Linked DNA regions of Homo sapiens: region 2 is linked to region 1. A link is an interaction called in ENCODE POLR2A ChIA-PET data of the cell type or tissue named here. Cell type or tissue: IMR-90. All regions are shown on one strand. Links, peaks and the distances in the headings refer to the core of each region. The heading gives the core; the rest is flanking DNA.

Region 1 (5,303 bases), core at 79-5,078:
GGGTAGAGCACCTGCAGGGGCAGTGGACGGCCTGGGCTCAGGGTCGGTCAGCACCTGAGACCAGCGCTCCTAGGCCTGGCCTGTGACTGGGCTGATTTTCCCCCACACAGCGTGCTACCACCGGCCTGGCAGAGCCAGCACGGCAGCCGGCGTGTCAGTGAGGCTCCAGCACAGGCAGCCTCCTCCAAATGTTGTTCATTCCTTTCTGTGCTTTTTCCTCTATAGCAGTTCAGTTAGGGTCGCCAGCTTGCTTTTTTGAAAATCATAGATTTTTAGTTTGTTTTAAAATGACGCAGAACTAGGAGAAAATGCAAATGGCTCCTAGTTTTCTGAGGCTTTTACACACATGCAGTGTTTGACTGCAGTTAGTTTGGGATTGAAAGTGGACTCTGAGGCCAGGTGCGGTGGCTCATGCCTGTAATCACAGCACTTTGGGAAGCCAAGGCAGGCGGATCATGAGGTCAGGAGTTCCAGACCAGCCTGGCCAACATGGTGAAACCCCATCTCTACTACAAATACAAAAAAAAAAGTTAGCCGAGTATGGTGGCACATGCCTGTAGTCCCAGGTACTCTGGAGGCTGAGACAGGAGAATCACTTGAACCCAGGAGGCGGAGATTGCCGTGAGCCGAGATGTGCCACTGCACTCCAGCCTGGGCGACAGAGCGAGACTCCATCTCAAAAAAAAAAAAAAAAGTGGACTCTGGAAAGTGCTCTGCTTCCGTGGCGACTGGTCGGCTGAACTTGGTCTCACTTGTCACTCAGTTCTGCTGTTTGTACCTGCCAAGTAAGGGAGGGGGACTCGGGAGGCTGGGCAGCCTCCAGCCCCACCGCCTCCACCTGCATCACTTTGGGCGAGTCATATGTGATGAACTGGGCCGGCTCCAGTCTCCCCTCTGTAACGTGGGGAGAATTCTCCCTCTCACGGCTAACGTGGGAATCGGCAGATGGAAAACACTAGCTACGCAGAGTGTGTACTGTACACGTGGCTCTGCCAAGCCAGGAAGGGTAGGTGTGCTGTCTGACCGTCACGGCATGTGGCGTGCTCTGAGTGTAACTCGAAAGGAGAAGTTTATGAGAAAGATTGAAAGAAGCCAGAAAACTGACGTTCGTCTTAGTTTTTTGCCATTGATCATTGAACTCGAGAGTGGAGAACTGGACGGTTCTAAGCCAGGTTTACTCACACCTCTGCTCCGTTGCCTTAAAGCCAGAAATGGTTCTTTACAATCACATAGGGAATGTCGGAGGAACTGCAGGGTCACCTAACAGATGTCAGCTGAGACTCTCAACAAAAAAACGTTTTTACCAAGAAAGCTAATGCCTTCACAGGTAGGGCGCTGCTGGAGGCATGTGCTGGCCGCCGGGCAGTGAACCTGGAAAGTGTAGAGTCCTTGAAACCACTGTGGCACGAACACATCCTGTGGTTGTTGGAAGAAGGCACAGCTGACACTATATCAGTGGAATTTTCTGCCAGCAACTAGCTTACTCCATTTTCCAAGATTTGGCTGAATTTATTTTAGGTGTTTTTTTTTTTTTTTCTTATCACTTGAGAACATTTTTTCATGTGATGTTTCATCTTTGAAAATATTATAATCTGAAGTATGAGCTGGAATAATTTCTTTGTCATGTAAAATCCTTGTTTTTTTTTTTGGAGGTGCGAATTTTTCTTACATTAACCCGTGGTGGTCTTTTCCCTAGTAGTTGCTATTGAGTGTTGATGTCTGCCTCTGACAGGCTAGGGGTAGTCTGTCTAAGTGAACAGAAGGACATTGTTGAAAGTGAAGTATCATTATTTTTATTCCTGCATCGTCTTTTGTTCTTTATTCTTGGCAGCGGTAAAACTCCTCCAGGCAGCTGACAGCTTTAAAGACCAGACCTTCTTTCTCAGCCAGGTTTCCCAGGATGCCCTGAGGAGAACCATCTTCCCTCTGGGGGGATTAACGAAAGAGTTTGTAAAGAAAATCGCTGCTGAGAATAGACTTCATCATGTGCTTCAGAAGAAAGAGGTACGAGTGAGCAGTTGCCTTTGATTAGTGCCTGTTTCCCTTTCCCGACTGCATGGCACGGAGCAGCTGGACCTGTGGGTCCCGCACCACTTCCCCTTCTCCAGGACCTAACATCAAAGGCGGGCCTTGGAGCAATAGATGGAGGAGTTTGCTGAGGCGCACGGTACAGGGCTCTGCTGACATCGGGAGCAGCCTATACGAGACTCCTTGCTTTTTTCCTCTCCTCTGCCCCTATGTGGTAGGCAGCTTTCCCCACAGCCTTAGCAGCTGGTGGGGTGCTCTTGGGATGGCCTGCCTGCCAGGTGAGTGCCAGGCAGTGTGATGCAGCCCCGAGACCCCTGGAGGGGCAGGTGCTGTGCCGCCGTCTGCACACTCATGTGCCCTGTCACCCGCTTGCCCGGCACAGACTCGTTCGGTGCCATCTGTTCGGGCGCTGTGCTGCTGGGCCGCGAGGAATTGGTGACGCGCACACAGTTCCATCTTCGCCTCCATGGAGCCCGCCCGCGAGTGGGGGACACAGGCAGGAGGCCAATCAGTGTAAACCTAGAAAATGTCTACGGAGGGAGGTGTAGGACCCTGGGTGGGAAGCACCAGTGGGGTCTGAGAGTAGGGAATGGAGATGCCAAAAACGGCCTCAAAAGAAGTCACATGGAACCTGAGACCTGAAGGAGGAGAGGATCCGGTGTCCCAGAGAGGGCTGGGAAAGTCCAGATGAGGGAACGGCAGTGCAAAGGCCTTGAGGCGAGGAGAAGCCAGGGAGCCGCTGTGGGGGTGCCTGCCTGTGGCCCCAGCTCCTCAGGAGGATCGAGCGCACCCAGGAGTTTGAGGACAGCCTGGGCAACACAGCGAAACTCGTCTCAAAAAGAGAGAACCCGGAGTGTTGGCGGAACTAGGATGAAGCCCGTGGGAGGGCCTTGGGGATGGAGGGCGAGGGCGCTGTGGGATGAGCCTCACCTCTTCAGGGGCCAGTGCGGTGGGAGCTGTTGCTCCTTCGTGTCTCTTCCTGGTAATGGAAACGGCCATACCTTTCATCAGAGCCATCTTCCCTGAAGAGCACGCCCACCGCCCGTCCTCCTCTCCTCTTGTTTTCCGTTTCCGGTGTCGCTCTGTGGTGGGAGCCGCAGGGATGGAAGGGCAGTCTTGAGAGACACAAACCAGAGTAAACGATGCAGCCCCTGATGGGGCCACGGTGGAGAGCGCACGCCACCCAGGCTCCCCAGCTAGGGCAGATGTGCTTGAGGAAGGCGCCTCTCTCCTCTGACTCCCCTGGAGCCCTCCCCTAAGGCCTTAGCTTCAGGCCTGGCTTTCCTGCTACCTGCCCCTTCTCTGGTCCCTGTCTCTCCCCCACTCCTCGCAGGACAGTGGCCTGAAGGACCTGACCGGGTTCTGCTTTCTTCCCCGGGGCAGCTGGTGTGAGGGTCTCCCGCGCAGGGTCAGACCCCGCGGGCCGAGACAATGAGGCGTTCTCTAAGGCTCTGGCATCGTGTGCGCCGGCTGTGACTGGCGGCCGAGGGTGCCGGTGGGCAGCCGGGCCCCTACCCTGGAAGCAAAGTGTGGGGTGAGGCCGGGAGGCCCCAGGGCCCGCTCAGGACGTCTGGGTACAGCTTGGGCCACCGCCACTTCTGCTCCTCTCACGGCTGCCGTCTTCTCATTTCAGAGCATGGGCATGTGTTTCATCGGGAAGAGGAATTTTGAACATTTCCTTCTTCAGGTGCGTGCTGCTCTTTGACACAAAGAGATGGGGCTGCGTGTCTGCCCTGGGCCTAGATCTCCGTCGGTAATGACATGTTTGTTTTCCAGTATCTGCAGCCTCGACCTGGTCACTTTATTTCCATAGAAGACAATAAGGTTCTGGGAACACATAAAGGTGAGGTGCAGACTCTGCCACTTGTCATCTGAAATGCCTAGAGCTGTGGCGTTTCAGCTCTGGGAGACTAGACCAGAGTTCCTGTCGTCCCTTCCACTTGGCTGGAGAATTGTAGAAGGCTCTGTGGGGCGGCCGGGGGCGGGCACGGCCTAGGGTGGAACAGTTGCCTTGATGGTGGCTGGGTGCACTTCCAGATGTGGCCTCAGCTGAGATGCTGGAGTTCATGAAAAGCGCGCCTCTGACTTGGAAGGACTATACTCTGTGAGTTACGTATCAAGTCCCTGTAAAAAGAATGATTTCCTTCCTGTGTAAGGAAAATGTTAAACTACACAAAACTCCACTCTGATTCAGGGAGTAAGGTGGACGTCCCGGCATGGTGTGAATGATTAAGGACCACATGCAGCGATGGGATCAGGCGTCCGCGCTGGCCAGAGTGCTGCTCGCTCATGTGCAGACCCTTACTGCGGTGAGGCCTGCGTGAGCCTGTGCTGTGCCTGGTGTCAGGGGACAGGCTCCGAGTCAGTCACAGTGTGCAGTCCTGCTGTGGGGACAGAGTGCAGCCATTGTTGGGTTAGTACAGTGGCGGGGATGTGCCTGCCGGCGTGATGATCAGGCAGGTCTTGACACAGCACAGACCTGAGCTGTGGGACTGGCCAGGAGAGCCAGGCTGCAGCTCAGGTGTAGGGCGTCTTGCAGTGAATTGCACTTGGAGATCTTCCACCTCTTGTGGAGGGGAGACGGCAGGCGGAGCCGGGGCTAGGCATTCCTGAGACAGGTGGAGGTGACAGCTTTGCTTGGGACAGAACTGCCAGACAGGATTGCCCATGTATCTGCCAGCCCTGGCCCCAGCAGGAGCCAGTTGGATGACTCATGGCTTCCACCTGCAGTTCACTTCACTGAAGAAGGCTGCCGGCCCAGGCCACGTGGTAAATCCCATGAGGTTCTCTCTGCCTGTGTGCCCCACTGCAGGGGAGGGAGGCAGTGAGTTTGCCATCTGCTGTGTGACATTGTGAGGGTGCGCAGAGCAGCTGGGGGTAGCCCTGATGCAGTTACTGCATTAGATGGACACTGTGAAGACGTGCAGCTATGTCATGGGCTCAGCAAGAAGGGCCCCTGGCGTCACACAGGGCACCCAGCCGCATCCTGGGCCTAGGGTCAGGGGCTCCTACAGCTGGAACCTGCACCTTCTGGGGCACAAGGTGCCTTCTTTGTGGCCACCACACCCCATGTCCAGCCCAGGCCTGGACAATGATGAGATGTGCTCAGGTGCTTGGTCAGGGCTGGCTTTGGTGGTTGGAGAATCGTATCTTCCTAGTGAGTTACACCATTGCTGGGCCTGCTCTGGGCTGCCCTCCCAGCATCTGCCTTCATGATGAGGCGTGACATGTGGGCTGTAACTTGTTGCCCAGCCTCATGGAGAAACTGTCTTTCT
Region 2 (5,303 bases), core at 162-5,161, 110 kb after region 1:
CACAGGAGCCAAGTCAGAGCCTGAGCAATTTAACAACAAACACAACTACGATGTTTACAAAAAGACCGAGGGGCTGAGAACCGAGGAACACCAGCCCGTGTTTGCCTCTCAGGGTTGTTTAGGACTCTCTGCAGAGCGGAGAAACTGGGAGGCCATCCCAGGCACATCTAAGATGCCGGAGCCTTAAGGCTTCCTGCCCTCGTCCCTTTCGGAGAATGGGATGGCTGCAGACCCCAACCACAGTCCCAACGCCGTGAGCGGGTGGCAGCCCTCCTTTCCCTGCAAAGATCAGGGGAATCCACAGACCCTGGGGCCTTGGACTTCTCTAAGGCCAAAATGGATTTCAGGGACACGGGAGAGCCATCAGTATTTTCTCCAGCATCAAATTTGTTGAGCTTTTCCTGAAATTAATTGCTACTTCCTTCATCCAGCTCCTGCTGTCTCCTGTCCCGCAACACAAGAAGCCAGGGGCTTTCAGCAGCCACTTGGGCCGATTCCAACCTTGCAACCGTGAGGCCCCCGAGCTCGGCTTACCAGGGAGCAAGTAATAAAACCCCTCTGCCGACAGCACCACTTTCATCGTGAATAAATGAGCTCAATTACCTCCACGCAGAAAAAGGAGCGCTTCAAAGGGAAAGAGGGAAAAGGGGAGGAAGAGGGACGGAGTAGAAATAATCAGTCTTAATTAGCCTTATCTCCGAGGGAAATACATATGATAATTTTGGTACCCAAAGAGATTCAAATTAGTCTCATGCCAATCATTACATGTTAGTGGGTCTTACTGGTGATGACAGACTTGGCCGTTCCCCAGTCATTAGTTTTCTAAAAATGACTCTCCCGATGAAAAGAAAACCTGAGAAGCTCAGAAGGTGGGTTCCCCCCAATGGGTCAATCATCTTCAGAGGGGATCTGCTGGCCCAGGGGTCCCCAGGGGCCTCGACCACCCCTGCCCAGTGCAGCCCCAAGCTTCCTGCAGCCTGGACTGGCGGCCTGGAAGGCCGATGCAGGTCTCAAAGCCACGTTAGACGTTACCCTAGGGCTCCTGACTCATCTGACAAAGCCAGAGGTGGTGGGTGCTTGCACAGTCCCCTCTACCCATGAAAAAGCCAACGGCACAGATGAACTTGGTCACCCCCCAGAACAGGCTGGGGGAGGTCTGGCTGTGTGCGCTGGCCTGGTATACAGTAGGTACTATCTGCGGAGTAAAGATGGCGTCCTTGCCAACTCTTGGGAGCGTAACAGGCCCCTTTCCAGGGACCCGCGGCCACGGCTTCTTCATCTGAAGCAGGGAAGTCGACGAAGCGCCCCCCACCCAGGCCACATGGCAGGCACTGGCTCGGGGAAGGGGCGCTGACCGTGCTGGCCACTGCTACATCCAAGCTGGCCCTTCAGAGAGGCAGAGCAGCCCACTCAAGGCCGTGAGGGGCAAAGGGGAGGAAGGGGACCTGGGGAAGCTGACACAGAACAGGAATCCACTGAAAGAGCAGAGGAGGGGGCCTGGTTCAGGCCTGCTCATACCTGGAGTCGTCCCCACCCCCAAACCCAACGCAGGTGTGGGCTGTGGGAGGCGGGGGTCTCCCGCCGCCTCTGCCTGCCTGCCTGCCTTGCCCACAGCCGAGCCCCGGTATAGCCAGGAATTTAGGATTAGCATTCAGTGAGAGACAGCGGGGGGAAGAGCCCCAGACCCAGACGGCACCAACAGACAGCCACAGACTAGCAGGCGTGGGAACACCACGGGGCAGGTGACCACACTGCCTTCCTTCCACCTGCCATATGACCAGAGGGCCACCAACCTGGAGCGCAGGAAGTCAGAGCCGGGAGCACCCTTGCATCAGGCTGCCAACACCCGTGCTGGTGGTTTTCCCTCCACTTCTGATGCAGAGAACCTTGGAAGCCATCCTTCCTCTCTCTCTCTGCTCCCCTGCGCTCTTCCTGCCTGATAAATACCTGCTAATACCTCAAACCCTTGTTATAAGCTCGATAAACTTGTGCTATGTGCTGGTAACGAGCAGCTAACGATTGCTCAGGTGTTTATATTAAACAGATTAATCGAGGACACAGTCGATGGAAGAGTCTCAAAGTTATCTCCGGTATGAACCAAATCCTGCCTAATCCCAGAGAGCTTTCAAAAAAAAAAAAAAAAAGACAGACTATTCACCACTGGGACCATTGTAAACTCGCTTATCAAATGAGCCGTCATTTTGTGGAACAGCCAATCAAAGACCAAAGCAAGATGTGCGCTGAGATGCAGAGAATGTGTGTTTCTGTACCGCTCTCGGGGTGGCTCTTTATTTTTAAAAACCACCGTTGGCTACATTTGGAGTAATTCATCTTGGTGATGAGTCAGGAGGTATCAAGGAAAGAGCATCTTCAGAGGCGGGAGGATGAGTCACGAAATTTCTACGGTGACAGGGAGGCATGAAAAAACAGGATTTCAAGACCCAAATGATTAATGGCTCAATGGTTTCCACCTGGTTCCACTGTTTTACGCTAACCAATTAAGCCTGCAATCTGGAATAAAGTACTTTCACCTGAGGGCCACTTAAAAGCAACTCATGTCATTTCATGCGTTTAGGTTTTCTTTTAAGTGGATCTCACCCTGTAACCTTGTCCTACTGTTCTCCTAAAGCAGGCAGTTAAGTCGGGCAGGGAAAGTGAGTAAGCCGTGGGCTACGGTCAGGGAAGCCCCGAGCTGGCTAAGAAAGTGCCATTGCTGGCCGGACACGGTGGCTCACGCCTGTAATCCCTGCTCTCTGGGAGGCTGAGGCGGGTGGATCACTTGAAGTCAGGAGATCAAGACCAGCCTGACCAACATGGCGAAACCCCATCTCTACTAAAAATACAAAAATTAGCTGGGCGTGGTGGCCTGTGCCTGCAACCCCAGCTACTCGGGAGGCTGAGGCAGAGGAATCGCTTGAACCGAGGAGGCGGAGGTTGTAGTGAGCGAAGATTACGCCACTGCACTCAAGCCTGGACAATAGAGTGAGATCATCTCAAAAAAGTTAAAAAAAAAAAAAAAAGTACCGTTACTGAGATCATCTCAAGGTTCGTGGAGCCCACACCTGGGCCCAGCGCCCATCCTCCAGCTGTTTTCCCCGGAGGGAAGTAAACAGAGGAAACCACCTGAGACCCTCGGCCATGTGACCTGGGGACATGTACACAAAGCCAGGGTGAGCCCGGGCACCTACCAGTGAAGTCCTCGAAGCACTCGCAGGTGTAGCCGCCCTCGCGGCTGCGGCAGCGGCCGTTGGCGCCGCACGGGTCGGAGTAGCAGAGGTCGATCTCCGTCTCGCAGTAGTCGCCGGTGAAGCCGGGCGGGCAGCGGCAGCGCAGGCCGTTGATGGGGTGGATGGGCCGGAAGAGCACGGTGGTGGAGCTGAGGAAGGGCGCGGAGCTGTCGAATCGCAGAACGGACACGCACTTCATGTAGTTCTCGCAGGGCTCGCGCAGGCAGATGTTGTCGTCGAAGGGCAGCACGCGCTGCGTGGAGATGGTGGTCAGCAGCGTCCGATTCAGGTAGATCTGCTCCTGCAGGTCCTCCGACGGGAAGAACTGGCCGCGGACGCCGCCAGGCAGCAGCGCCGAGAAGGTCACGTTCAGGATGTTGGAGCTGACGTCGGTGTCGTTCTGGACGTTGAAGACGAAGACGTCGTCCTTGGTGGTGGACAGCACGGCGGCCACCCCCTCCACGAAGAGGGCCAGCAGCGGGGACAGGAACTTCTCCTGGGACATGTTCTCCAGGCGGACAGTGATGCTGTTGGTCAGCATGTCGTCCGTGATGATGGTGACACGCAGGGTGCAGAAGGCCGTGACGCTGTGGATGCCATCTGCAGACACAAGGAAAGTCAGGGTCATTCAGATGCTGCGGGAGTCACAGGTCCTATAGGCCCCATCCCAGGAGCAGCCTCAGGCATGCTTGGCAAAGGAGAAGAGAGCCTGGGCATCCCCACTCCCCATTCCCCACCCATGACCACCACCTTGACCCTTCCTCCTTCAGCACCCTGGCCCCTGCCCCCCATGACCACCACCTTGACCCTCCCTCCTCCGGCACCCTAACCCCTGCCCTGGCTTCCTAAAGCACAGCTCCGATCACATCTTTCTCTGGCTCCGAATCCCTCAGAGGGCCCCAAGGTGCTCAGCAGGGCACCCTGACGACCACCAGGATTCAGCCCCTCACTGCCTGAAACTCCTCACACGCTTTGGTTCCAGCCACATGAGGACTTGAAGCCCCCTTCTACCTCCTCTGCACCTGCCCTGGCCTCCAGGGATCCCACCCTGCCCAACCTCCCAACAGTTCTTCCTGTCCTCGCAGCTCAGCTCAAACTCTGCAGTGCCTGGCAAGCCCGCCCTGGTCCTGCCCAGGCGACATCCCCACCGACGTGCTGTGCTGAGGGTCCCACTTAGCTCGGCTGTACCCCACGCAACTCCACATGCCCAGCACACAGGAGGGGCCGAGGAGCACCGCTTTACAAAGACACACAGCAGCCTCTCAGCCAGCAGTAAACACATCATCAAGTGAGGTACTTAGGAGTCTGAGGCCAAGACGGTGGAGCACCTTGGTTGCAAAGTCGCATGCATCATCGGTTCCAGGCCCAGAATTGGATGAGACGTTCAGGGGGTGGGTCATGGGTACCAGTGGCTCCCAGGGACGGAGCAGCGGCCCCTGCCCAGGGGCCCTCACCTGCCACCTCCAGGCCCGGGCTCAGATGTGGGGTGGGATTTGCAGAATAGCCTGCCAAGTCCAGGTCCTCCAGGCCTGGCTCGGATTCTGTGTTCCAGGAGCCCCCACCCCATCCCACCCCATGAGGCCCCCTGCCCATGGCCCCCACAAGAGCTCCCACCCTGGTTTCCATGGAGCGTGGGGCCCCTGTCACCCCTCAGAGTCCTGGGCCTCAGTAACTGCCCCAGTCAGGAGGACAGGAGCTGGGCAGGGAGCCAGAGAGGGCCAGGCCCTCCTCCCTCTCATTCTGGGGACTGTGAGGAAGTGTCTGGGCCTTTGGAGGGTGATGAGGCCCAGAGGCCACCTTGTCACCCCGAGCCCGGCAACACACCCGACAAGGCACAGCGGCACGCGGGGATCCCAAGAGGAAACGGAACAAGAGCAGCAGGTGGCTCCGCACCCGGCGCTTTCCCAGCACCAGGAGCCACCAGTCACATCTGGGAGGGACCTGGAGTCAGGTAATTTGTCTAAACAACAAAGAAATGCAACCACTGCAGAAGCCACAGATGCGTGCAGGTGCAGTGGACCCAAGATCCCAAGAGATTCTAACAGAACCAGCACCACCCCCAGTTCACAGGTGAGG

Evidence for each region. ChIA-PET counts read pairs that join two places held together with the same protein. Peaks named below come from ENCODE experiments on the same cell type or tissue, not always from the same donor. Only the 100,000 strongest peaks of a DNase experiment are listed, where the experiment ranks them.
Region 2: POLR2A ChIA-PET joins it to region 1 with 6 read pairs; 4 of 35 experiments call an interaction of 5 or more read pairs at or near these places.

What each region holds. Positions count from the first base shown.
Region 1 is chr22:46,348,460-46,353,762 of GRCh38, forward strand. It overlaps TRMU (tRNA mitochondrial 2-thiouridylase), which reads left to right. Exons shown (of 11, transcript NM_018006.5): 5 at 1,832-2,004; 6 at 3,662-3,715; 7 at 3,805-3,871. Among named protein-coding and RNA genes, the nearest start is that of TRMU, 15 kb to the left of the region's middle. In IMR-90, for the core only: no CTCF peak of the experiment used is centred there; no DNase peak of the experiment used is centred there.
Region 2 is chr22:46,460,519-46,465,821 of GRCh38, forward strand. CELSR1 (cadherin EGF LAG seven-pass G-type receptor 1) reads right to left here. Exons shown (of 35, transcript NM_001378328.1): 2 at 3,189-3,827. Among named protein-coding and RNA genes, the nearest start is that of CELSR1, 74 kb to the right of the region's middle. RefSeq lists enhancers at 2,120-3,319, 2,845-3,351. In IMR-90, for the core only: no CTCF peak of the experiment used is centred there; a DNase peak (open chromatin) is centred at 2,383; H3K27me3 peaks cover 726 bases.